Regions from separate parts of the Homo sapiens genome. Here regions 1, 2, 3 and 4 are each linked to region 5. Evidence: chromatin contacts called from ENCODE Hi-C or POLR2A ChIA-PET data. All regions are on one chromosome and are shown on one strand. The core of a region is the stretch at or near the end of the contact, and the rest is flanking DNA. Distances in the headings are between cores, read along the strand shown.

Region 1 (5,545 bases), core at 2,830-5,329, 1.0 Mb after region 5:
CAGCAACGTGAAAATCACAGAAACAAAGGCAGTTACCTCTCACCTATCACAATCCACTTTCCAAAATGTGGTTGATATCTCTTTTCTGCTATACTATTGTTTCTGTGGTTTGTATCTTCAGTTTTTTTTTTTTTTCCTGTAGGGTCATTTTAACAAGATTTTTGGAGGAAATGGATGGAGATAAACATGTGTGTTCATGCTACCATCTTTAATTAGAGATGTATCAATAGCGATCTTTAAAAAGCTTTCAATTTCTATATGGCTATTCATGAATTTTAAGAGAACAAATATTTAAGATTTGGGTAGGTTTAAGAAATGATATGACTCCTCAAAACAGCATTAATTATATCCTCATTTAAGAAATATATTAAACTTACTTTTGAGGCCAATAGGTTAAACCTAAAGAGTTTAGCCAAGATTCAGGAATAAAGGCCCACACGAGGTAAAGTACTGTAGAAAAGAAAAAGAAAAAAAAGAGGAAGAGAAGTCAGTAAGACATACATCTAATCTATCAATCTATTAAGATTCAGATAAAACAGAAAAGCTCTTTTGAAGTGTCCCTGATTAACTCAGAAATGATTTTTTCCTCCTTTCAGTTCTTCTAGCTCGTTTGCACAATTCTTATAATACTTATAATTACTGTATTAGTCTTTTTTTTTAATATCTTAACTCACATTATATTTTAAGCAATTCAAGGATACAAATCATGGCTTAGCAATTGTTGTAATCCTTATTACCTAGCAGTTTGCTTTAGGTACAGTAAGTGTTCAATACTTCATCCCCACAAGGTTGAAGTAATTATAGACATTTAATTGCTCAAAGGGAAATTTACCTACCCTAGTTCTCATCCACCACATACTGAGCTTCTGCCCTATCTCCCAGAGTACAATGTTATTTCCCTCAATCCGAAATCTCGGCACTCTTTACTGTTATCCCACGATAACAACAATGGCTAAGTTCTGAGCACTCACTGTGGGTTAAGCACAGTTCCAAGCATTCTGTATGCATTAAGATAATCCTCCAAGACAATCCTCCAAGGCAAGTATGCAATTTTAAATGATGAGGAAATGGAAGCTTAGAAAGGATACATCACCTACCCAAGGTAAGCGGCAAAGATAAATTTTAACTACCTACTACATCAGTGATGATGCATTCTTTTCTTAACAAATATGTATTACAGAATTCTGTATGTCAGGTGTGTGAGACACAATATTGAATCCAAAAGAGATGGCTTCTGCCCTCCCTAAACTTAAAATCTAGTGGTGAATAGAGAAAATTGGTATTTTCACTACATTGTTACAAGTGCTCACGAATGAGTAATAAAAGATGACATAGAAGCACATTAGAAGGCCCTCCTTCCACTTCGTATCCTCCTTCCCTTTGCTTAATTTCTCCCCATAGTACGTTATCACCTGATACTATATACGTTTTTCTTATTTAACTTGCCCATTGACTATCTCCCCCCGGCATGAGAATGAAGACTCAAAGCAGGGCATTTTTGGCTGTTTTGGTCCTTCCTGGCCTGTAACAGTGCCTGGCACATGGTAAGCACCAATAAATACTTGAATTACTTTTTGGTTGTGGGTATGATGGAATTTAATTTTGTTTTGAGACAGTTTCGCTCGTTGCCCAGGCTGGAGTGCAAAAGTGCAATCTCAGCTCACGGCAACCTCCGCCTCCCGGGTTCAAGCGATTCTCCTGCCTCAGCCTCCCGAGTAGCTGGAGTTACAGGCATGCGCCACCATCCCGGCTAATTTTGTATTTTTAGTAGAGACAGGGTTTTTCCATGTTGGTCTGGCTGGTCTCAAACTCCCGACCTCAGATGATCTGCCTGCCTCGGCCACCCAAAGTGCCGGGATTACAGGCGTGAGCCACCAGGCCGGCCAGAATTTAAGCCTTAAAGTGATTGCTTTTATTTATTCATATAGCTTCTAATCCTTGACATACTCTTTGAACAAGGATTTACAAAAGTGCTAACAATAACATCAGTAGCTAACACTTATTAAGTCCCTAACTGTTCCTAGGCATTATTTTACGTGCTTTACATAAATTACCCCCGTTAATCCTCACAACAGTCAGAAGAGGCAGCAGAGTGAAGTCAGCCAGTGTATTTGGGTTCAAATTTAGAAGGCTTTTATTTAGTAGCTTTGCAATCTTGAGCAAGTTACTGAAACCACAGGATGCTCATCTTTAAAGGACAGTAATAACAGAACCTACCCCATAGAACTGTTTCATGCGTCATAAGCATTTAATAACCATCATTATCACTACCCTTTTACAGATAAGGAACCTGAGGCTCAAAAAATTTGCTGAGGGTCCCAGCTCACATGGCTAATCTGTGGAGGAGTCAGAATTCGAACTCAGTTGTAACTTCTTCACTTCACTTCAGTTTTAATAGCCTGGCCATTACATTCATCTGCAAGCTGTGCTGATGGTGCAGGCTGATATATTTTAGTTAGGGTTCAGAAGTACTACCACTCCTCCACTTTCCTGGTTTCCAAACAGTTGCAGAACGTTGGATCACGGGCACTCAATTTTCTCCCTTTTGTGTGCCTCAAAATTCTCAAATCATTTTGGGGAGAGACTTGGGACTTGCTGTGTGAGTGGGCATATTAGTGTCTTAGTGAGCATCAGTCTCCTTATCTGTAAAATGGAATGTTATGGGGTTAAATTAAGGGAGATCCAGGACGCAAACGACACACCTTTCAACCCGACTTCTCTGGCCTACTTCTCCTGTTCCCCAGATCCCGCAGGGCACACTGGTGACATCACAAGCTCCTCGGGTCCAAACCCTCTCACGCCCTCATTCAAGGCCTTTCCACTTCTTCCCTCCCTCTTACTCTTTCCTAATCAGCATCAGTGCCAGGGGGAAAGGCCTCTGTAGAAAGCCTTGACTTTCCAGTCTGGTTTCAATGTCTCTCCACCGTGCTCCCTGACACTCATCACACTGAGCATTAACTGTAGATTTACCCATCTGTCTCCTCCACAAGACCACGACCTCCTTAAGGGCAGGGACCAGGCTTTATCCACTTTGCCATCGCGTCTGGTGCTGTATAAATATTTGTAGAGACTAAAACCTCCTAGGCTAGTGCTGGCACACGGAACACTCAGCAAACACGAGATCCCTTCAGATTTTCTTAAAAAGAGACATAGGGAGAAAGAATCAACAGTTCATGTGTGCACAGTCTAACCAATGTATTCTTCCCTTGTCACTGAACGCCAGAAAAAGCCCCTGGCCATCCATCAGGAAAGTACTTACTGAAGCCAAATTGGGAGCTTAAGAAAAGAACAAAGCCATAAATCGCTCTTTCTGGCAATGGCGACGGTGAATTTTCCACCATTTTTCCTGGGGCTTTAGACAATCTGTGGAAAAGGAACACAATCAGCGTCAGCGATGTGCTCCGTGGCACCATTGATCCATTCTCGCCTCCTCGCTCCGCCGCGGGTACGGCCCCCGCCGCGCAGAACCGCCTCCCGCGCCTCCGTCCGCAACCCGCGCCCCCGCCTCGAGCGCATACAGACACCCAGGCTGGCGCGCGCCCCGCAACAGAAGGGGTGGCGGAGGATAGGGCAGGGAGGGGGGTTCTGGGGCGATAGACGCGCGCTCCAGCTCTGCAAGCGTGGCCTCCCTGTGGGAGGGGAGGGCAGGGAACAAGGCTCGCGCGGCGCCCACCAGCATGCGGGCCTACTAGGTCGCGGCGCCCAGGCCCCGGGCCCTGCCCATTCGTGGAGACTTCTATTTCTCATTCGAGGCGGGGTATGGGGGGGCCCTCGACCTCGGGTCCTTCATACGCCCACCCAGGCCCCTCCCGACACCTCGGCCACCTCAGCGCTGAGTTCTCCGCGCAAGCGCCGACTGGGGAGCCGCAGTGGGGAAGAGGAAAACCTGAGGGAAAGGCCTAGGCGCGACGGCAACCCCCACCCTGGCGCAGGCGCACAACGACCCTCCCCGGGTGGGAGCCAGCGAGCGCGGGGGCGGGCGTGATCCCGCGGCTCGCGACGGCGAAGGAGGGGGCGGTGGGGTGCGACTGCGCACGCGCGCTGCCAGCCCACGTGACGCACCTCGCTTCAACGCCGCCACCCGCTCCCTCCCGCCGTCGGCTGACGTGGAGGGCCGGAGGTGGCGGCGGCGGCGGCGGCGGCTGCTGCTGCTGCTGCCCGCGTCCGAGGCTCGCGGGCGGCGGGCCCGGGTGAGTGCACACCCGGCGCGCTGCCGGGCTCCCGGATGTGTCACCTTGTCCCGCTGCAGCCGAGATGCCGGGGGAGCGGGGCCTTCCACACCCCCTCCGTGGGTGTGTGGTGAGTGTGGGTGTGTGCGCGTCTCCTCGCGTCCCTCGCTGAGGTGCCTACTGTGTCTGCATGGGTTGGGTCCCGCGCGATGAGGGGGTGTGGCCGCCATTGCCTACCCCAGTGGGTTTGCCCCCTTGGTCTGGTGCCCCTTCGCGAGCGAGGCCCTGGGATGCCGGTGCGAGGGTGTGAGTAGTCCCTTTGTGCGCAACCCCCCGCTGCCCGTGCCTCGGCCGGTGCGTGGCTGACACCTCCGCTGGGTGGAGGCGCTCGCGTGTCGCCTCGTCGCCCCTTTTGTGTCGGTGTCCGCGCTCCCTGGCGGCTGCGTGGGCGCTCTCGGCCTTGCAGGTGGCCCCCCTTTGTGTTACTGCCCCTGTCTGTGGGCTGCGCGTCCCCTAGCGCGCGTGGCCGCGCCTTCTGCAATTGCGACCCCCGCCTAGAGCCTTGCTCGCGCAAGTGTGCGTCCTTGCGTGTCTCCGAGTGACGCAGAGTGTCTGCGCATGGGTCCTGTTGAGTGCGTGATCTCTTGTGTGCGGATTTAATTCTGTCGAGTGGGTATCTCTTGTGTGCAGGTTTCGTTGGTGAGCGTGAACGTTCGTGCACACCCCTTGCTGTGTGTGCGTGTCACGACTCTGTTGCCACCTGTTTTCGTGTGAACTGGCAGTCCAGTCCAGGGCCTGTCCCCACGGAACGGACCCAGGAGGGGGGTAACCTCGCCGCTCCCCTCGCCCCCGCGCCTCTTTCTGAGCATTCTCTCCCACAGACGCTAATGGGAAGGGGGGTGGACAGGATCGAGTCTGGCCAGCTGCTCCGCAGTGTTGACGCTGCCAGTGTGGCCTCTTCAGCCAGCCTGTTCAGGAGACAGAATAGGGGGATCAAAGATAAAAAATGAAGCCGAGACGTAGGTGAATTTGGGCTGGTACCAGTGCGCCGTGCCTTTTCCAGTGGCGCCCTGGACGCCAAAACCCCCTCAGTTGCAGAGACCTTTCAAAATATATGCACTCTCCTACTGGGCGATGCGGTCCTTAGGCGTTCTTGATGATATTTAATGGTTTATAGAGTATTTTATGGCATTCACCTAAATCTCTTTCCATTTTGCCCAAGATCCTGGCGAGGGAAACAAGGTAGAAATTTTACAGATTTTACTCCTCCGGAGAGAGCCTTTTCCTTATAACTACGACTCTAGTTAGGACATTTTTTGTTGCAAGAAATTTGCGATTTATCCTAAGGAAAATGGGATATAGTATAAGGATACCTA
Region 2 (5,014 bases), core at 2,501-5,000, 1.7 Mb before region 5:
GTCCATATACAAGCCCATGATTTTACTATCTTCTTCGCAGGTTGTTTCTTTTATCAAATTGTAGTGACATTTAATATCCTATGGATCACCTGAAATTTCAGTTTTTCTTAGATGTCTGCATTTTAGCCTTAGCTTGATATGTTTTTTCATCACCTTATTTTCAACTTTTTATTTGTTTTTATTTTAGATGTGCATCTTTATTTTGTATTTTATTTTTTGAGACAGAGTCTTGCTGTTTCACCCAGGCTGGAGTGTAGCAGCGTGATCTTGGCTCACTGCAACCTCTGCCTCCCAGGTTCAAGTGATTCTTATGCCTCAGCCTCCCAAGTAGCTGGGATTACAGGCATATGCCACCATGCCTGGCTGATTTTTATATTTTTAGTAGAGATGAGGTTTCGCCATGTTGGCCAGGGTGGTCTCGAACTCTTGGGTTCAAGTGATCCGCCCGTCTCGCCCTCCCGAAGTGCTGGGATTACAGGTGTGAGCCACCAGCCCCAGCCTAGATGTTTATCTTTTAAGAAGCATATAGCTAGATTTTATTTTGTTATTCAGTTTAATAATACTTCTTTTAATAGGTACTTATTTTAAAGGATATTGTGATTATAGATATATTCAGATATTATCTTAGTCATTGGGGCAGTTATAGTAAAAATTATAAACTGGATGACTTATAAATAACAAAAAGTTATTGCTCATAGTTTGGAGGCTGGCAGGTCCAAGACCAAGGCACTGGCAGATGCGGTGTCTGGTGAGGTCTCCCTCTTTGATTCATAGACCGTGCCTTCTAGCTGCGACCTCACATGGTGGAAAGGGGAAGGCAACCTCCCTGTAGCCTCTTTTAAAAGGGCATTAATCGCATTCACGGGGTCTCCATCCTCTTGGCCTAACCACCTCCCAAAAGCCCTACCTTTTAGTAATATCACATGGGGAGTTAGAATTTCACTATATGAATTTTGGGGGGACACAAACATTTATGCCACAGCAGATATCTTTCTACCACCTTATTTGGTGATTTCTGGGTTTTGTTTGTTTGTTTAAGACAGAGTCTCGCTCTGTCGGCCAGGCTGGAGTGCAGTGGCACCATCTCGGCTCAATGCAACCTTCGCCTCCCCGGTTCAAGCGATTCTCCTGCCTCAGCCTCCCAAGTAGCTGGGATTACGGACGTGTGCCACCACGCCTGGCTAATTTTTGTATTTTTAGTAGAGACTGGGTTTCACCATTTTGGCCAGGCTGGTCCCGAACTGCTGAGTTCAGGTGATCCACCCGCCTCGGCCTCCCAAAGTTCTGGGATTACAGGCGTGAGCCACCATGTCCGGCTGGTGATTTCTGTTTAAAAGTTTTTTCTTAAAGTGTTTTTTCCCACCTAGTTTTTCATTGAATGGGTAAAACATTCTACATTTGCTTTTATTAAAACAAGAAATGAATTTTGCTGCATTTCAATTTATAGATTTTACTATCCTACCTCGTGCCAGGTTCTGTGCTAAGTGCTGTATATATCTGTGATCACATTTAACTTTTATAACAAGCCAAATGAGCAGGAACTCTTATCTCTATCTTACAGACGAAGAATCCAAAGACCAGGGACAGTAAGTAATTTGCTCACCTGGTTTGCCAGCCTCCATGACACATCGCCGTCCAGTTCTGCCTTTAATTACCAAAGCACAACACGCTGCTTTGATTCCCCTCTCCTCGGCGCCAGAATTCAAGAGTGAAGTTAAACCGCAAGGGCTGAGTTAGAAGATTGGCCTCAGTTCCCTGTTCCCACCAGCAGGTGGCACCGTCTCCTAGCGGAATTCTTACTTGAACGTTTTGCTTCCATTTCTGCAGAGGCATGGTGAACACAGTTACACCACCAAAGTGTTCCTCCTGGCTGAGTTTGCCTATCTTGTTCAGTGAAGACAACCCATGAGGACAAATGGTGTTAATGAGAAGCTTTTGCGGAGTTACAGAGATCCTCGTATTTCTTTAAAATACACCTAATAACGTTAACTCTGCAATAATTTGTAGATCATGTTAAATCTTAGCTATCTTCCTCTTGCCACCCAGTGTGCTTCAAGCCACATGGTTCAGAGCACCATTTAATGTGAAACTCCAATTTTAAAACAAAGTGAACCTTCCTTTTACAAAACCATGAGACAAGTTACAGAGTAATGACCACCCACATGACCTTGAAGTGATTTTGAGTGAGTGAGTGTAACTTCCGTGGCTGCCATTTAAATTGGATTCAAATCCAAATGGCTCCACCTCCATGTCATCAGACCTCTTGTGCCCTGATTCCCTTGGCTAAGTTCACAGTACCTTCCACATCAGGTTGTGGCAATGATTACCTGAGGTTAATACGATAAAAGCACATGGTAAGCACTCCTAAATGATAGCCAATATAAAGACTCAGTTCTCCCAATTCCAAGGGTCCCCACCATGATAGAAAAGGATCTTTTGGTAAATAGAGTATGTTTAGCTCTTGCTAGGTCTTTAAATACTTTGCTGGGGGCCAGGCACCATGGCTCACACCTGTAATCCCACCGCCTTAGGAGACTGAGGCTGGAGGATCCTTTGCGGCCAAGAGTTTGAGACCAGCCTGGGCAACACAGCAAGACCCTATTTCTACAAAAATAAAAATAAAAATTAACCAGGCTTTGTACACACTTGTAGTCCCATTACTTGGGAGGCTGAGGCAGGAGGATCCCTCAAGCCCAAGAGTTCAAAGCTGTAGTGAGCTATGATTGCGCCACTGCACTCCAGCCTGGGTGACAGAGTAAGACTCTGTTTCAAAACAACAACAACAAACAAAAACCTCAAAACCTCTTTGTTGGACTTAACTTCCAGCTCCTCCATGTAGTACCTTAGTACCCTTGCAGCCCGTTTCTCTTTTACAAGACAACAATGTTGTTATAAACTCATTTGGATGTGGTCCCGTGGAGGAGTATTTACCAGAATCTAGCTTATTTAGCGTCTTCAGAACACGGCACTTGCCTGGAATTATACTGACCCCCTCAACCCATACCAACCACCCAGAGATGGCTGTTCTTGGCTCCTCTCCCTGGGGCCCTGTCCTTCCCACATCGTCTTCTTCTTCTTTCTTCTTCTTTCTTCTTCCTTCTTCTTCCTTCTTCTTCCTTCTTCTTCCTTCTTCTTCCTTCTTCCTCTTCCTCTTCCTCTTCTTCTTTCTTCTTTCATTGAGACAGAGTCTCACTCTGTCACCCAGCCTGGAGTGCCGTGGTATGATTTCAGCTCACTGTAACTTCTGCCTTGTGGATTCAAGTGATTCTCCTGCCTCAGCCTCCAGAGTAGCAGGGACTACAGGTGTGTGCCACCACACCTGGCTAATTTTTACATTTTTAAGTAGAGACGGGGTTTCACCATGTTGGCAAGGCTGGTCTTGAACTCCTGATCTCAGGTGATCTGCCCGCCTCAGCCTCCCAAAGTGCTGGGATTACAGGCGTGAGCCACCCCACCCAGCCCTTCCCACGTATTCTGGCAGGGAATGCTGTTGTCCCCCAAGCCTACCCTAAGAGGAAGACTTCTTCTGGGGAAAGATGTTCACTGTACCCAGGCCCTGCCCTGGCTGGAGCTGGCAGGAAGGGTCCCAGAGCAGGAACTTGTGCCACTCTGCCCAAAGCCAGAGTCCCTGAGGCACACACCCCATCAGGCACCAAGGTGAATTCCAACTGCCAGTTAGTATTTAACTTTCCACATACGATTAGATTAAACATGTGGGTTCATAAAAGCATAGGATTGCAGACTGCAGTTGCAAGGGCTTAGATGGTTGTAAGGTGAAGGTGCCCAGCAGGCTGAGGCTTGTGTGCAACCCAGAAGAGAGCTCGCTAACGCCAGCAAGAAGGTTCAGAACAGCCTGGCTTTGGAAAGGAATTTCATCCTGCCCACACACTGCATAGGTAAGTCTTAGCACACATTCTTTATTTTTTGAGGAATTAAGTAACAAAGTTATCTATGTGCCTTTTCCAGAAAATGATAAAAGGAATGATTTTCCTGGTACATGGCCTGGCTCCTCATCCACTCTTCCTTCTTTCCTTCTTGTGTTTTCCTTACTCATTTCTTTGTTAATTGCCTTAGAATGAAAATTTTGAGAGTTTTTAAAATGGAGGATTCATGGTAAACGTAGGTAATCATATTGTTTTCTCTTCTTGATATAAAAATGAAAGACTTTGCTGCCTTTTATAGGCCCAGGTGATGTGAGCGATCTACCATGTTTCAAGAAAAGAAAACTTTGGGGCTGGGCGCGGTGGCTCACGCCTGTAATCCCAGCACTTTGAGAGGCTGAGGCAGGCGGATCACCTGAGGTCAGGAGATCGAGACCAGCCTGGCCAACATAGTGAAACCCCATCTCTACTAAAAATACAAAAAAAATTAGCCTGGCGTGGTGGCTGGCGCCTGTAGTCCCAGCTACTCAGGAAGCTGAGGCAGGAGAACGGCATGAACCCGGGAGGTGGAGCTTGCAGTGAGCCGAGATCACGCCACTGCACTCCAGCCTGGGCGACAGAGTGAGACTCCATCTCAAAAAAAAAAAAAAGAAAGAAAAGAAAACTCTGGACTTTGGGGTCAAATGAGTGTTACTTTCCTAATAGTGTCCTGATTGCTGTTGTCATGAATAACACACATTCATGACAGGAATGGCTGGAATTAGGGGATCATTCTGTAGCCTGGAGACAGGGCACAACTAATGACATGTGTAAGCTCAAATCATGGTCTTGATCTTATGTCTTGTACCCAGTTGAGCCAACTGGTCACAGCAATGAAAACAGTGAGTTATTGGAATGTGTGACCTCTGCTAGGACAGTCAGTGCTGGACACTGGCTTGGGTGATGTGAGTTCTAGTCCAGGCACTGTGGCCAACTTGAGAGGCTTGTGATCTTGGACAGGTGACTTAAGCCCTCTAGGCTATAGTTATTCCACCTATCAGAGAGCAAACCAGCCTAAATGATCTCCAGGGGCCCAGCCTGTGCTAGGACTCAGCAAGAAGCATTCACTGGAAATGTAGGTCCTCCTAGGTTGA
Region 3 (5,357 bases), core at 283-2,782, 1.2 Mb after region 5:
CGAATGTCAGTCGTCTCATTAGTTGTGATGGTGAAGTGGTGTTCATTGTTGTGCTTGGCTAGAGGAGTGTGACTACCAGATTTCTCCATTATAAAGGTAGCTTTTTCTCTTTTTTTTTTTTTTTTTTTTTTTTTGAGACGGGGTCTCACTCTGTTGCCCAGGCTGGAGTGCAGTGGCACAATCTCGTCTCACTGCAGCCTCCGCCTCCCGGGTTCCAGCGATTTTTCTGCCTCAGCCTCCCTGGTAGCTTGGATTAGAGGCGTCCGCCACCACGCCCGGTTAATTTTTGTATTTTTAGTAGAGACCAGGTTTCACCATGTTGGCCAGGCTGGTCTCGAACTCCTGACCTCAGGTGATCCGCCCGCCTCGGCCTCCCAAAGTGCTGGTAATACAAGCGTGAGCCACCGCGCGGGCCAGATTTTTCCCTTTGTAATTAACCATCAAGGGGATGACCATTTGAGCTTGTGTAAATAAGAGCAGGCTTCCCTAGTTGTCTTTTGCCCAAAAGTTTTAGCATCCATCCAAGACCTTTGTCTGAAATTCTGTCCCTTTTGAGATTACTTTGCATTAATATGACCAACCACTGCGATCAATTTTATTCCAAAGAGTGTTGGGGCTGTGATTTCAACCCTAGCTGCACATATATCACCGGTATCGCTGGGAGTGGAACCCAAGCAATCATATTTTAAAATTCTCCAGGATGACTGATTCTGATGTAGAGTAAGGGTTGAGATTCCCCGAGTTAGAGGAACCTTACAACACCCTCATTTGCAAATAAGGACACTGAGGCCCAAGGAGGTTAAATGACTGGCCAATGTCACAAAACCTGTTAATGGCATAGTCAAGATTTTACTTTTTTATACTTGCATTTTAATAGCCATTCCTTTGTGTCAGTCGAAGAATAAAACCAGAAAAAGCAGTAACTTTCGTAGTATGTTAGTATGTTGTTAAAAGTGACTACCATCTAATATATGCTGCCGCCAGACATACCCATTTCTGCTTCCAAGGTTTGTTTTAGCTTTCGTTCATTAGACCTTTGCGGTCACCTTAGGAGAGAGGGAAAGGGGAGTTTGGTCGTCAACTCCTCCGCCCTCAGCGCTCACTGAGGGAGCTCAAGCCTGAGAACCCAACACCGCCGGGTGTTCAAGGGGCCAGATGGGAAGAGCGCAGCCCCGGAGCTGGGCGCCTGCCCTGCACGTCCCGCAGATGCGGCGGCGGCGCCTGCCCTGGGGCCTCCTCGCAGGGCAGCCAGCCTCGCGCGGGAAGCACCTGGCGGGGACGCACCTGGCGGGAACGCACCCACCTTGGCGGAGACGCACCTGGCGGGACAGCCCTGCCCCGCCTAGGGACGCGGGACGTGCGCAGAGCGATGGAGACAGCGGAACCTGCAGACCCGCCCAACCCCACCTCCATCCCCACCCCCAGCCCCCACTTACCCCGGCGTGATAAACTTTATTCGCTCTTTTAATCTTGATGTCCAGGGCGGTCCCCATCTCCAATTCTCCGCAGCAGCCGCCACTTCCGGCTGCGCGTGACCCCAGGGAAACAAGGGGCGCCTCCCCGCTTCGTTCTGGGCCCCGCCCCTTTCCCTCTCTGCCGGCAGTGGCTCACGTGACCTCGCAGCGGCGTCGCACACACTCCCTAGCTCCGAGGGGCGAATGCCCACGCCTTCCTCCTTCCGGCACAAGAGCCGGCCTTAGTGCGGGCCGAAGCGCTGTCACGGTTCACCCCGCCCCCTCTGGGCGTGAAAGACGGGGCCAAGCTAGCCCCACCCCTTCCGTAGGGACAGTCTTACGCCGGAAATGCTCCTTTGCTGTCCGGGTTAGCGGAGGGAGGGAGGAACGGCTCTCCCCGCGTGCCCCGCGGCTGGAGGCGGAGCCGAGCCTGTCTGTCGGTTGCAGCCTGCGCAGGAAGGATGACGCTCCCGTCAGGCTGTGCGGCGCAGACGGTCGCCCAATGGAGTTGTCTTTCAGGAGGTTTTAACTTGGTAATGCCTGCCCTCCTCAAATGTCCTTAGTCTCCTCAACTCTAGCCCTCCACCGCTTTCTCCCTGGGGTTCTGAAGAGCCGGCGCCCCCTTGTCTGTCTGCGGCCAGGCGCCGCACCCTGCCCTTCCCGCGGGAGCGGTTCCGGTCACCCTCAGGGGTGCGGCCCCTGCGTGCTAGTCCTGCAAAGCGCTGATTGGCCGGCGGCTCGGTTGCCTCGCGTCCCAGCGCCAGCTGGGCCTAGGGCCAAGGTCTCGGGAAGCGCCGGGTGACCTCGCTCCTCTCGGAGCCGCGGGCGCTGGGTCACCCGCCAGCCGGGCTCCGCGGGCCGCGAGGGATTGTGGGTGTTCCCCAGGCGCGTGTCCTGGAACCGGGTGTTAAATATTCAGATCCGTGCGCCCCGCGTGAAGGGTGGAAAGGCACGGCCCCCAGGCTCTGGGGCTTGGAGATTGGTTGCAAATGAAAGACTGAAAGCTGGAGTGAATCTGCCTATTATTTTTATTCCCAGCAACAGCTGACCCCAGATACAGTTTGTGGGGGTGGGGGGCGTTACTGCAGGGCAGGGCAGTGCACTGTTAACGTACTTCGTTTATTGAGTTAAAATCTCTTGTAAATGTTATAAATGAGGATTTTGCCAATAAGCAGAAGGTCAAATTTCATTTTGACAAATGATTTAATTAAATAATGCGGTGAAAAGTGCTTTTTGTTTAAATTCTTTGCTTTTTGTTTAAATTCTTTGATTCTGATCATTATTTTTTAAAGTGCATTGCTTTTGGGATAACATCAGAAACTATCTGTAAAAAGAATTAGTATCACGAATGCCTCCCTCTTAAGAATATAAAATGTTTTACAGGCCAGCAGTGATGGTGCTGCAGCTACAATTGCATTTGAAGGTTAATAAATGGTATTTTCAAATATTCAGGTCTTGGTTTGCAGCTCCTCTCTGCCCTCAGGGCTTTGGTCTCTGTCTTCAATGTTTTCCTGGCAATTCAAAACTCAGCGATTTTAGAACAATTCATTAGGGACTTGAAAATCACAGTCTAGTCTATTTGAATTCAAGAAGTGGATCCCTTTCCGCTAGACTCACCCATCATTTTCAAGTGGTAAAAAATCAATCTCAGTAGACACTGCAGAGAAACAGGAAAAGAAACACATGTATCAACATTGTATACTTGGTTTTTTTGTTTTGTTTTGTTGTTGAGACGGAGTCTCGCTCTGTCGCCCAGGCTGGAGTGCAGTGGTGCTATCTTGGTTCACTGCAACCTCCGCCTCCCAGGTTCAAGCGATTCTCCTGCCTCAGCCTCCCGAGCAGTTGGGACTACAGGCATGCGCCACCATTCCCAGCTAATTTTTGTATTAGTAGAGATGGGGTTTCACCATGTTGGCCATGCTGGTCTCGAACTCCTGACCTCATGATCCACCCGTCTCGGCTTCCCAAAGTGCTGGGACTACAGGGGTGAGCCACTGCGCCCAGCCTCCAATCGCTATCCTTTTAAATCTTTTCCATCCCTCACTCACACCTTAGATGATACCTTAACTTTCTGGTCCATTTGAGTTACCAAAAATCAGACCGTGTTAAAGTGTCGATCTCATGTCTCAAGTGGGACCCTAAATCCCTTAGTGTGAGTGGGAAGGTGCAAAGCGTGGTTCTGGCATGCAGACACTTCTCAACGTACCTCTGCAAGGCCTGGCTTCTGTGTTGAGATAAGGAAGAGGAGAGAAAATGAGACAAATATCTCTTAACTAGCCACTGCTGAATTTTCTTAGTTGATTCCTGCCTCTCTGGTAACTGTCTCGTTTAAAATTCCTTTCGTGGGGTACAGATGGGGAGGTCGGGTGGGGCCTTCTCCCTGCCGCACAGTTCCATGGGAGATCTTTTCCATCACCCGCCCCCGCCGCCGTCAGCACCGGGCAGTACACTCAGCCTCTCAGGCAAGATCACTCAGGACCATTTATCTTCCGCATAGGAAGAATTTGACCCAGGAGAAATACACATCTTTGCCACACAAAAGGGCTGGACTGAAGACCACCCCGTGGCTACTCCTCTCTCCCCTGCTATATCCCTCTTCAATTTTGTTGTTCCCCCTTGCCATACAGACAGGGATAAGTCAGCAAGAGTGCTGGAGGAACAGATCTGCAGGCAACAGATAGAATACCAGACTCCCCTTCCAGCAGGCCCTCTGATACCTTGGAGAGATTGTCCTATGTCCTTCCCAGCTACATCACTTCCCACCAGAAACACCGTCCTCCGCAATACCGACTGCCTCCTTTCATTCCTTCCCCTGCCTTCCTGTATAGATTGAGGAGAGGACTGGGGAAGTATTTGGTGGAAGCGGGGCCAGATCTGCAGCTTTTTATTAAGCCCTGGGGGAAGTGGCCCCAATTATAGGCATCTTTCATTAGGAGATGGAGTACTATGCCTGTAGTTTTCCATTGTGAGCCTAGTGCCAATTCTGGGACAATAGTAGAGGTCCCACTAAACATCTTTAAGTGGGTGCTATGATTCTCTGCGCAGACTCTTCCTGCAGGACTGGAGGACATGTTCCCTGAGCTGCTAGGAGTATTGGTCTCAACAGTTTTCAGCTAAGTCACTCTTCAAAGCTTGGCTTTAATGAAGAAAACTGCCTTGCCCAAGGTCATTCCCCCTTCTAGGGGGCAGCCCACACTTGACAATTAATCCATTTAGGATATAGAGGCCTCTCCGTTGTTCCAGTTTAGGACAACTCTGAAGGACCATTCCATATTCAAAACTCCCAGTATTAGTTAAATACTGATGTGTAGCAAATTACTCCAATCTGTAGTAGCTTTAAATAACAAACGTCTCATTATGTCTGCGAGTTGGGAACTCAGGAGCAGCTTCCCTGGGTGTTCCTGGCTCAAGGTGTCAGATTCTTGCAGTTGTCTGAAGGCCTGTTGTCGGCTGGAAGATCCAGTTCCAAGATGGCTCCCTCACATGGCTGAGGTTGGGAGCACTCACTTCCACTCCACAGGCTGCTTGAGAAGCCTCACAGTATGGCAGCTAGCTTCTCCCAGACCAGTCAATCAAGAGAGAGTGCAATTAGGGAGCTGCAATGCCCTGTGAGGCCAAGTATCTGAAGGACATCTACTTTTCTTCTCTTCATCAGAAGACAGTCACTAAATCCCACTAATTCCATTTGGGAAGGGGAATTTAGCTCTACCTATGGAAGGGAGGGTCAAAGAATTTGAGGACATATTTTAAACCACTACGCTCCGCATTGAATCCTGCTTCCTACACCCAAACCCTGTGCGCCTGTTGATCCTGAGAGCATCTCCCCAATAAACTTCCTGCATGTTAAATCTCCATCTCGTATTCTGCCTTCTGGCAACCTAACCTCAACAATCCAGTTATGCT
Region 4 (5,580 bases), core at 2,623-5,122, 1.4 Mb before region 5:
AGCCTCATCTGCCTCTAAAAGATCCCTCTGCAGAGTTGCAAAAGCTCCCTTTCGATCAAGGTAATGTGCACACATTTGGTGGGTCATTCTGAAGACCGAGTTCACGCTGTGCAAATGAGAAAGGACAGCGAGGGTTTGTGCCTAAGTTTTCTAGCCTCTCTTAGGTTGCCTCCATTCTCTTTTCCTGACGTGCTCTATCCCTCACCTTTATTAAAGCTGTAGATGAGTGCACCTGTGGCATACCTTTGAGTCCTTCCAATGATTCCATCCTAGAAGGATCTGCTCTAGCCTGATCACTCACCCCTTCCTTTGCAAACTCCTCAAACACCCTAGAAATAGGGCATTTCTAGCTCTATTGACTTGCTTGTGTTTGGAATCATGCCAGGATCTCTCCTCGCTCTGAACCTTGGCATTACCCTTAGATTCCCAAATGTCTCGTTTGGCCCCTTAAGGCTTATAATGGTGCCCCTCTTCTGTGCTCTCAGAGCTCTTGGTGCTTGTCCTCCACTAGCATTTACCAGCCTGTGCTGGACTTGCCTGCTTTCTGGCTTGAACCCTCCGGGACTGTCTTAATCTGCTTAGGCTGCCATAACAAAGTACCACCGACTGGTGGCTTCAACAACAGAAATGTATTTTCCCACAGCTCTGGAGACTGGAATTCTGAGATCATGGGACTAGCGTGGCTCCATTCCTGGTGAAGACTCTTCCTGGCTTGCAGACAGCTGCCTTCTTGAGGTATCCTCCAGTGCAGTTCCATTGTGTGTGTGTGCAGAGAAAGAGGGCCCTGGTGTCTGCTTCTCTTCTAATATGGTCACCAATCCTATCAATTTAGGATCTCACCCCATAACCCTGTTTAGCTTTACCTCCTAAAACCATAGCTCTAAATATAGTCACATTGGAGGTTAGGGCTTCAGCATATGAATTTGAGAAAGGGGACACAACTCAGCCCATAGCATAGACTGTAAGCTCCCTGAGGGCACGGACTGTGCGGCATTCATCATTGAACTCCCGGTGCAATAATTGGCAATAAACATTTGCCGAGTAAATGAATGAATAAACTGATGAGGATGTCAGAGTCTTGCTGCACTCTTCACAACACCCCTCTGAGGTGAGTGAGACCTCATCCATTCACTGCAACCTTCTTCTGCTTTTTCCTCTCTACAGAGCTGAAGAGACAGAAACTATTTCCCAGCCTGCCTTGCAAACAGGGCTCCACATATGATTTGGAAGCTGCTGATTAGGTGCAGCCATGAGAGAGCTGACTTTGGAACTGAATTAAGTGCGAAGGGAGTGGCAGTAAGGGTCATATATATTTTTGTTGGTGCAGATCTAGTCGGTGTGGAGGGGCCATGGGGGTAAACATTGTCATGGTAGCCCCTGATCTCCATCACAGTTGAGGTGTTACATCACTGGAAGCAAAGGTTGATTCAGAGGTCCTGGGGCTGTGCCACTTCCTGATTCTAGAGTTTTGTGCTTGAGTTAAAAGAGGTGGCTTCCCTGGTGGGTTAGTCCTGCAGTATTGTTTTATGAGTCTTTCCTGCAGGCCTCTTCTCTAGCCTGCTTCTTTGACCCATGTGAAGGTTTTGTGAGCACACTACTCCTATATGAAATCCATTTCTGCTTAAAATAGTTAGAGTGGTTCCTGTGACTGCAAGGGAACCTTGCCTGAAACAGATGGAACTATCAAGCCCATCATACAGATGCATACCTGAAAAAATGAATGGCTACTCAAGGTCATAGAGGTTGTGATGTCTCAGCTGGTGTTTGAACCCAGGTATGACCTCAGTGAAGATGAGGAAGGTTGGTCCACAAAAATGGCATTGTATCTGGACCAAAGTTGAGAACAGGATAAACTGGTAAAGGGAAGACAGAACAGTGTGGGGATGGGAACACTAAGAGAGTAGATGGGCTGGGTTCAGTGACTCACGCCTGTAATTCCAGCCCTTTGGGAGGCCAGAGGATCACTTCAGCCCAGGAGTTTGCGACTAGCCTGGGCAACATAGTGAAACCCCCTTTTTATTTAAAAAAATAAAAAGGAGGAGAGAGGTGGAGCAAGATGGCAGAATAGAAGGCTCCACCCATCATCCACCCAGCAAGGCACCAATTTAACAACTATCTCCACACACATAAAAAAACACCTTTGTTAGAGCCCAGAATCAGGTGAGCACTCACAGTACCTGGTTTAAAAAACAAAAAAATTAGCTGGGTGTGGTGGTGCGCACTTGTGGTCTCAGCTGCTTGGGAGGCTGACATGGGAGGATCCCTTGAGCCCAGGAGTTTGAGGTTAGAGTGAGCTGTGGTCGTGCCTTTGCATTCCAGCCTGGGCAACAACGAGAGACCCTGTTTCAAAACCAAAAGGGAGAATGGATTACCACAGGGGCTCGACATGATCAAGTCAGTTTAGTAGGAACGACATGTGAGGCATGGCCCGGTCACAGGCATGAAGGTTCAGAATATAGCCTGGAGTACACATGTATCCCTCTGGGCCAGGCAGAGGCTTCACATCTTGGTGAAAGGCCTGGTCGCACTTTCTCTGGGTTTCAGATGGACTGTTAATGCAAAGTTGTTTTTGTGTTTTTGCAAATCCCAGGAGCTGGTGGATGGGGATGGTGTGACCCTGTTGGAACCTGCTGGCTGGCAGCCCTCCTTCAGAGAGACACCGTTTGGAAATTACCAGAGGCCTAGAGCACCAACCCCTCCCCAGACCTTGGAAGAATTCACCATGATCCCCTGGTAGGTTCAAGTCCACAGAGGATGGATTCTGAAGGGGAACATGCAAACCCATCAGCACCAACCCAGAGCTGTTGTAATAAGTCATCACTCCTGGGGCAGGGAGACTTGACTCTTCCCCTGATGATTAGGAGTTTTGTTGTCTTTTGATGTTCCCAGGCCAGATGCCACAGTTAAATTAGCAAAAGAACTCAAATAACCCTGAATAGAAGAAAGAGGAGACTCTCGTTATGATGCACCAATGATTGGTAAAGGTGACTTCCCACAGTGCTGTTTTGTTACAGGGCAATTTGCCAGGGTTGTTGAGGCCACCATGTTACTCCCAGCACTACAGTGAGATATATATATGTACTTACTGGAAGATCTGCAATAGTGTAAGATGTACTATTGCCTCTTTGAGCTTTTGGACAGATGTGTGGCTTTAAGAACTGTTGTGCACCCTGCGCCAGACAGCCAACTCATCGGAGACCCCGAGGAAACAGTCAGTCAATTGGTAAAGGTGACCATACATATCCTTATTCCCATGGGAATTCAGGTGCTTGGTTTATCAGAGTAGATTGTCACTAAAAATGTCCAAACTCTCTGATCATCTTTTTTTTTCACCCTCACCACCCCCATGTTGATTTCAGACTTCTAGTCTCTGGAACTGCAAGATAATAAATTTCTGTTTTTTAAAAAAATTGTGGCAAAATATATATAATATTTATCATTTTAACCATTTGTAAGCATCCAATCCGGTGGCATTAAATACATTCCCAGTGTTGTGTAACCATCATCACTATCTGTACCTAAAATATTTTCCCCCATTGTTAACTCTGTACTCATTAAACAACAGCTCTGCCTCTCCACCCCGCCAACCCCTGCCCCTAGTAACTTCTATTCTACTTTCTATCTCTATGAATTTGACTATTCTAGGTCCCTCATATAAGTGCAGTTACAAGACATTTGTCTTTCTGTGCCTGGCTTATTTCACTTAGCACAATATTTTCAAAGCTCATCCATGCTGCAGCATGTATCAGAATTTCATTCCTCTTGATGGCTAAACAATGTTCCATCGCATGTGCATACTACATTTTGTTATCCATTTAACTGTTAATGGACACTGGGGTTGTTTTTACCTTTTGGCTATCGTGAATAATGTTGTCACAGACGTTGGTGTGAAAATACTGGTTTGAGTTTCACTTTCAGTTCTTTTGGATATATACTCAGAATTAGAGTTGCTGAGTCATAGGATAATTCTATGTTTAATTTTTTGACGAACCACCAAACTTTTCTACAGCAGTTGCACTGTTTAATATTCTATTTTATTTTTCTTTTCTTAAGCAAAAAAGGGAATATGTTGGGCTCATGTAACAGAAAAGTTTGGGGTGGAACCAATATAGCTTGCTTCAGGAGTCTCTTAATCTCTCTGATCTCTCTCCATCTCGTCCCTGCCCCCTCCCACTGCATGCCTTTCTCAGGCTCCACGTGGTGACGAGATGGTTGCAGCAGCTCACACAACCTGTTCTATTCAAGTTCATGTCCATTGACTCTGTGAGATCATTGGAGAAACTTTAGGGTTCTGGCTTACTAGAAGGGTGACTAGATTCTGGATGGCAAAGAGGACAGTTGTCCCCTACACCTTTCCCACTCCTTTAAATTTCCCCCACCTCAGGACAGCTTCAGCCTCTCCAGCCCAGCTCCATGTCCATAAACCTTCTGGTGTTCAGGAACTCAACTTCTCCATCACTTTTAATTCTTCCTTCTTGCTTGAACTGCACATCCAATCAGTTCCACTGCCCTGCCAATTCTTGCTTTGAAAATAGTTTTTCCTCTGAGTCACTTCCATGGAAAGCATTCATGATTCAGGTCCGCGTAAAGTGGTTACTACAAGTGCCTCAGATGCTGGCAGTGATAATGCATCCTGGGAGGTCTACACTGGTAAAATCGTCACCTAACAGGGGGACGGGCTGTCTGTAGAAGTCTCTAAGATGGGTTGGTCCCTTTGAGGCTGGAAATTAAAAAAAAATAAAATTTAAAAAAAAGTTTTCCTGTATTAGGCTGACTTGTCCCAGAGGCAGCAACAGGCACAGCCCAGACCCAGGAAAGGTCCTAATAATGTTATCTAATGTGCTCTGAAGACTCTCCCAGCACTCCCTCAACATAGAAAAAAAAATTTCCTTTGTTTTATGAAATGAGTTTGTAGGTTCCTCTTCTCTGTAACTAGTGACTTCAAGTATTCTGTTTTCTCTAAGAAGTACAACAAAGGTCATAAGAAGCTTGAGTAGGCCCAAACTACAGCTGCCTGGGCACCATAGTAAAGGTTATAGGATAAGCCCATGCCCAGGCAAAACTAGATAACGGACATCTGGGTTGCTTGGCAACGGTCATGTGCAATCCTGTCTTTGTCCTGCCTCAGTATCCCTGCTTTCATGCCACTGTAAGCTTACTTCAAGCTAGCCCACCCCCTTTTGTAAAGTGTGTATAAAAGTCAGGTGCTGTCTTTGTTCTGGGCCCAGTCTTTTGGACGTTGAGTCAGCTGGGCCCGAGTACACTCAGTAAAAACTCTCCTGTTTCAACCTGAGGTCTCTCTCGTCCTCCTGAATCCTGCACCACCTTCTCCAGATTAATGTAAGCTTGGTCTTAGGAAGTCTCAGTGGACCTACTGAACTTAGGAGAAACCTGTGGCTTAGGCAATATTTAGAACAGCTGAAGAAAGATCAAGGGAACAGCATGGAGTCTAGAATTTTTTTAAAAAGGGAGAAGGTCAGAAAGTGTTGGACACAGCATCTCAGCACCCAGGGCCATTGAGGCTGGCACTGTGTTTTCTGACTTCTCTCATAATCGATGATAAATGCCTCTTTGTACCCC
Region 5 (5,032 bases), core at 399-2,898:
CCTTTCTGCATGCTAAAACTGTAGTTTCTTTTTTCTGAAATACAGTTCTATTTTTTCAAAAAGGACAAAACTGTAATTTCTGTGGAAATGCTCAATCTAAAATAAAAAACATTTCTTTGATTTACTTTCCAGTTATATGATAATCACTGTTCTTTGTACCTTTAAGTATACAAATGTATGTTTTGGTAAACTGTTTCTCTCAAGTGCTTTTGTACATGAAACGTTTATACTGTGAGCTAAATCATGATCCCTACAGTAACAGAATTCCCATTATATCAGTCCCTCTAAAACAGTTTTATCTTGCAGACCTAGTGACTACAGCTTAATCTACTAAAAATACAAAAAATAGCTAGGCGTGGTGGCACACGCCTGTAATCCCAGCTACTTGGGAGGCTGAGGCAGGAGAATCGCTTGAACCTGGGAGGCGGAGGTTGCAGTGAGCCGAGATCGCGCTACTGCACTCCAGCCTGGGCGACAGAGCGAGGCTCCGTCTCAAAAAAATAAAAAAATAAATACATAAATAAAAATAAAATAATGGCTGGGTACAGTGGCTCACGCCTGTAAAACCAGCACTTTGGGAGCCCGAGGCGGGCTGAGGTCAGGAGTTCAAGACCAGCCTGGCCAACATGGTGAAACCCCGTCTCTACTAAAAATACAAAAATCAGCCGGGCGTGGTGGCAGGCACCTGTAATACCAGCTACTGGGGAGGCTGAGGCAGGAGAATCGCTTGATCTCAGGAGGCGGAAGCTGCAGCTAGACGAGATCACGCCACTGCACTCCAACCTGGGCGACAGAGCGAGACTCTGTCACAAAAAATAAATTAAAAAAATAAAAATAAAAAATAAATCTACTTCTAAAACATACGAGGGCAGAAATGAGCAAGAGACAAGAACTCCAGGCAATATTAATACCGCACTTCCGCAGTATAAGGTTCATTATTTGACCTAACGAAAGTCGGCATGTCCAGCTCCAGAGGCGAACGGCGGCTGGTTCGGTGCGGGTCCCAGCGCTCAGTCCACAGACCGCGCCGGGAAGTGTCCCCAAGACTCCCGGGCCCTCGCGCGAGCTGTCCACCATCACCCTGCTGAGGACCACGTGAAGCCCGGTGACCGCCACAGACACAGGCACCGTCCCCGCCCCCATAGTCCTCAAACTCTAGCCGTGAGGCCGTCCTACGGTCCGACACACACCGCTCCCGCAGCCATAGGCCAGCCAGGCGAGCATCGGACCTCGGGCCTCAGGCTCCTCAGCTTTACGCAGCGCGCCGGAGCAACATGCGCTAAGTGTAGGACTCCACAAGATGAGAGGTTACTGCAGCGCACACGATAATGCCTGCCCTGGAGGGGACCTGCGACCTAAACTCAGTTCTTTTTACGCTGATGAATGAAAGACTAAGGAACGCACCCCGCCGACTCTGCTCCCGTTACCCGGGCAACTGGAGGCCCGACCCGGAAGTCCTACTAGCTCACCTAGGCGCCGGCGGCCGCTTCCAAGATGGAGGCTGCAGTGGGCGGGCCCAAGGCACGTGGAAATACCAAACAGCCCCAGATGAAGGCAAGTTAAAGGAACCGGCCAAAACTGCAGAGGGAGAGGCTGAAGGCTGTCGCGCCTGCCTGGTGTCCTTAAGCAATCCAAGTCCTCAGTCTCCCGGGTCCGCCCCTTCCGCCGCGGGCGGCAGCTTCCGGCTCGCGCATGCGCAGTGTTCGCGGACTCGCCGCCAACGCCCAGTACAGTCGGGGACGAGGTCGGCACACCCACAGCCCCATAACCCCTACGTCGAGTCAGGGGTCAGAAAACCCAGTAACCCGCAGGCGAGCAAGCTGCGCACTGAAAAGCCGGCCTGCGGAGTCTTTCCTTACGAAGTTAAACCACCTAGGGCGCGCGGCCCTGTTCGCCCAGACCTCGGGCTTTCCTGCCAGGCTGGGTTTGCCGGGTCGAGTCACTTTGCTCGCCAATCCCCGCCCCCATTCCACCGTTTCATTCTGGCCCCAGGACCCGCCTCACAGGAAAATTCTAAATAATATATCTAAATACCCCTTCTTCCAATAGCGGGAGCTCGATTTCTGCCCCACCCACCCCCACTTTGATTATGGGCTATGCCTAGTAACTTGATTCCAAAGAGTACAGCCTGGAATGGTGTTGGGGACTACAGTGGAGAAACCTGGCAAACAGTACCTTACCGGGTGGTCAAGGATAACATCAGGAAGAAATCATGCTGATAGCATGTTCCTGTGGTGTCTCTCTCCAAAACCCTTCTATGGAAATCTTCTATGGGGGAAAAAAAATTAGTACTCCTAAACATGTTTTCTGTCATGAAAAACAAGTACAGTTGTCCCTTAGTGTCCGTGGGGGAATGGTTCCAGGACCCTGCGGATACCAGAATTAGAATGCTCAAGTCCCTTGTATACAATGGTGTAAACCTAAGTAACAAAAGAGGCTCCCTAAAAGAAAATGAGATTTATCTGGGAGTAGCATTGCAATGGGAATATGCATGCCATAGTAAACTGTGTGCGTTTTGGGGGAGGTTGAGGCAAGGAGATGTTTTTAAAAGGAAAATGAAGATTATATGAATTGCTTTAAATCAATTATCTTTGGCTAAAAGAATGAATAACAAAGGTAGCATCAGTCCAAAGTTGCTGGACAGATGTCCTTGCAGAAGGATTTTCTGTGTTTAAGATTGGGCCTTTCTGCAAGGTTAGGGTCTTTTGTGACAATTCTTGTTATGAGGCGTAGTGCATGAGAACCCTTCCTTCAAGGCCTTCCCCAGCTGCATTTATCAGGGTTTTGACACAAGTGACTCCATTTTGATTCTGCAACTTTCACAATGGTGTAATATTTGCATATAACCTATGCACATCCTCCCATATACTTTAAATCATCTCTAGATTACTTATAACATCTAATACAATGTAAATACTATGTAAATAGTGAAGGGGTGGCCTGCCGCTCCACACCTGTGGGTGTTTCTCATCGGGTGGGATGAGAGACTGAGAAAAAAAAGAGACACAGAGGCAAAGTATAGAGAAAGAAAAGTGGGCCCAGTGGACCGGCGCTCAGCATACGGAGCACAAATCCTATTTAAACTACAGATTCTAAACACAAATGATTTTATTCACCCCTGCCCCCCAACACTAAAAGATTTAAACACTAACATAGTTTCTAACAGCTGTAAACTAAACAAATCCTAAGCCCCTACTGACTGAATGGAACCCCTTTTGGCCAAGATGGCCCCAGAAAAAAACTTAGAAACTTAGTTCCCAGCCCTGATGGAATGTGAGGTCAGACATGCCTCATTATACCCTCTCTCTTTTACAGTTTAGATACAACTGGCCAGCATTGATGTTAAAATAGAGACCATGAGACTGATGGAACAGACTTTTTGTGGCAATAAGATACAAAAATTATAAACAAGACCTAAGGCCATTCCAGGAAAGAGTTAAGTCACTTCAAGAATAAATTCTGTTCTAATGGTTACAAGTTTTTTCTTTTTCTCTAGCAGCTAAACAAGCACTCACCTCCACCTAAGCAATATTAAAACAATTACCGCTTGTGCACCACCAGATGTTAACTAACCCCCTGTTCCACAATGACAGAGCATCACCATCTTGGACAACCCCCTCATTCTAAAGTGCACCTTAATAAAAAACCGCCTAGGCCAGGTGCGGTGGCTCACGCCTGTAATCCCAGCACTTTGGGAGGCCGAGGTGGGCAGATCACGAGGTCAGGAGATCGAGACCATCCTGGCTAATTCGGTGAAACCCCATCTCTACTAAAAATACAAAAAATTACCCGGGCATGGTGGTAAGCGCCTGTAGTCCCAGCTACTTGAGAGGCTGAGGCAGGAGAATGGCATGAACCCAGGAGGAGGAGCTTGCAGTGAGCTGAGGTAGCGCTACTGCACTCCATCCTGGGCGACAGAGCAAGACTCTGGCTAAAACAAAACAAAACAAAACAAAAACCGCCTAAATCCAAAGGGCATCAGCCTAATGGCTAAGGTCACCATGACCATAAATCACAAATAATATCTTCAACCAGAAACATTCTAAATTCCCCCCTGACCAGAGACATGGTAGCCCCAAGATAAACCCCGTTCCATCTGGGAAGTGGGGAAGATGATAGCCCCGAGATAACACCCCTCAGGGCTGGAAAGATGTCCACCCCAAAATAACCTCCCCTCTTCCCAGAGAGATTCCAACCCTGCCATGAACTTCTCCACACACATAAACATTCCAAGCTTGTGGTAAGCCCCCTCACCCTAAAACCAATACATACTCTTAGTCTCTAAGAGAAAGAGTTCCTGACGGAAACAGGCCAGGAGCACCTGTCAGGTTTCATATAAGGTAAACCTGTCTCTAACTGCCAGCCGCGTTTAGTGTTCTTACGTCTTTCTTGAACTCTTATATTTGGTGCGGAAACCCAGGCCGGGTGCTGGGGGCAGAGGCTCTCTTGCAACCCAGGAAGCAGTGGGCAACCACAGCTGGTCCTGAGCTAATTTCTGGATCCTGAGGGTCTCGGGCCACCCGCTCCATCTTTTCTCTCACTTCACTTTTCCCTCATCCTCTCTTTTCCCTCTCTCTCTTTCCTTCTCTCTCTCTCTTTCTTTCTCTCTCTTCCTCATGCGGCTGCAGTCCAAGAGGCCCTTTGCCAATTCCAACTGGAACATCCAACATCGGACACTAATCCAGCCAACTGGTAAGATCTGCCCTCCCCTGGCTTTCTCGCGGTACCCGGGAAAAGTCAGGTTGGCCGTCCGGTCCTCAGAGGACCAGCAGAACTAAGCTAGAGGAAACCTTGGGGACGCCCAGTTTCTTCTCAACTTGACCATCCTCTTTAGTAAGAGGATTCTGGGTCTCTGTCTTTTGTCTGGGAATGCCTAGAACAAAAACAGACACCCTCTGCTTCTTCTCGCCAGTCCACATGGATGCCAAACAATCCCACATCCCTACACACACCACAAATAACATCTCCAACCGGAAAGATTCCAAACTCCTCCCCGACCAGAGACATGCTAGCCCCTAGATAAAGCCCCCTC

Evidence for each region. Hi-C counts contacts between places; a loop is a spot of excess contacts on that map. ChIA-PET counts read pairs that join two places held with the same protein, here RNA polymerase II (POLR2A). Pooled maps may share reads with other maps.
Region 1: a loop to region 5 is called in a map of CD8-positive, alpha-beta T cell, with 5 times the contacts of the local background. The contact joins the promoter of TTC3 here to the promoter of SETD4 in region 5. A Hi-C loop is called at or near these places in 1 of 168 maps with a recorded cell type or tissue (CD8-positive, alpha-beta T cell), 4 of 37 single-sample maps with no recorded cell type and 15 of 50 pooled maps.
Region 2: a loop to region 5 is called in a pooled map, with 2.9 times the contacts of the local background. The contact joins the promoter of KCNE2 here to the promoter of SETD4 in region 5. A Hi-C loop is called at or near these places in 2 of 50 pooled maps. POLR2A ChIA-PET finds 5 or more read pairs at or near these places in 2 of 52 experiments (H1 and T-cell).
Region 3: a map of B cell shows a loop between it and region 5 (8-fold over the local background). The contact joins the promoter of VPS26C here to the promoter of SETD4 in region 5. A Hi-C loop is called at or near these places in 3 of 168 maps with a recorded cell type or tissue (B cell and naive thymus-derived CD4-positive, alpha-beta T cell), 2 of 37 single-sample maps with no recorded cell type and 12 of 50 pooled maps. POLR2A ChIA-PET finds 5 or more read pairs at or near these places in 1 of 52 experiments (activated B cell).
Region 4: a loop to region 5 is called in a pooled map, with 7 times the contacts of the local background. The contact joins the enhancer-like site here to the promoter of SETD4 in region 5. A Hi-C loop is called at or near these places in 4 of 50 pooled maps.

Annotation. Positions count from the first base shown.
Region 1 is chr21:37,069,175-37,074,719 of GRCh38, forward strand. TTC3 (tetratricopeptide repeat domain 3) reads left to right here and starts at 4,080. Exons shown (of 46, transcript NM_001330683.2): 1 at 4,080-4,299. PIGP (phosphatidylinositol glycan anchor biosynthesis class P) reads right to left here and starts at 3,897. Exons shown (of 5, transcript NM_153682.3): 1 at 3,826-3,897; 2 at 3,260-3,363; 3 at 378-450. The coding sequence starts at 3,341. RefSeq lists silencers at 3,368-3,647, 3,888-4,207, 4,428-4,487 and an enhancer at 3,795-4,089.
Region 2 is chr21:34,360,256-34,365,269 of GRCh38, forward strand. KCNE2 (potassium voltage-gated channel subfamily E regulatory subunit 2) reads left to right here and starts at 3,751. Exons shown (of 2, transcript NM_172201.2): 1 at 3,751-3,896. All of the region lies in intron 2 of LOC105372791 (a long non-coding RNA gene), which reads right to left.
Region 3 is chr21:37,265,802-37,271,158 of GRCh38, forward strand. VPS26C (VPS26 endosomal protein sorting factor C) reads right to left here and starts at 1,533. Exons shown (of 8, transcript NM_006052.2): 1 at 1,437-1,533. The coding sequence starts at 1,493. RefSeq lists silencers at 1,129-1,438, 2,179-2,338 and an enhancer at 1,579-1,638.
Region 4 is chr21:34,636,484-34,642,063 of GRCh38, forward strand. No RefSeq gene overlaps it. Among named protein-coding and RNA genes, the nearest start is that of RCAN1, 24 kb to the left of the region's middle. RefSeq lists enhancers at 3,776-3,975, 4,006-4,115. Within about 2 kb of position 3,873, at least 2 of the 41 ENCODE cell types and tissues checked have a DNase peak (open chromatin) inside an H3K27ac peak, as active enhancers do.
Region 5 is chr21:36,058,878-36,063,909 of GRCh38, forward strand. It overlaps SETD4 (SET domain containing 4), which reads right to left and starts at 1,649. Exons shown (of 12, transcript NM_017438.5): 1 at 1,470-1,649; 2 at 1-47. The coding sequence starts at 11. It overlaps SETD4-AS1 (SETD4 antisense RNA 1), which reads left to right and starts at 1,727. Exons shown (of 3, transcript NR_186380.1): 1 at 1,727-1,744; 2 at 4,629-4,692. RefSeq lists enhancers at 1,422-1,571, 1,602-1,651.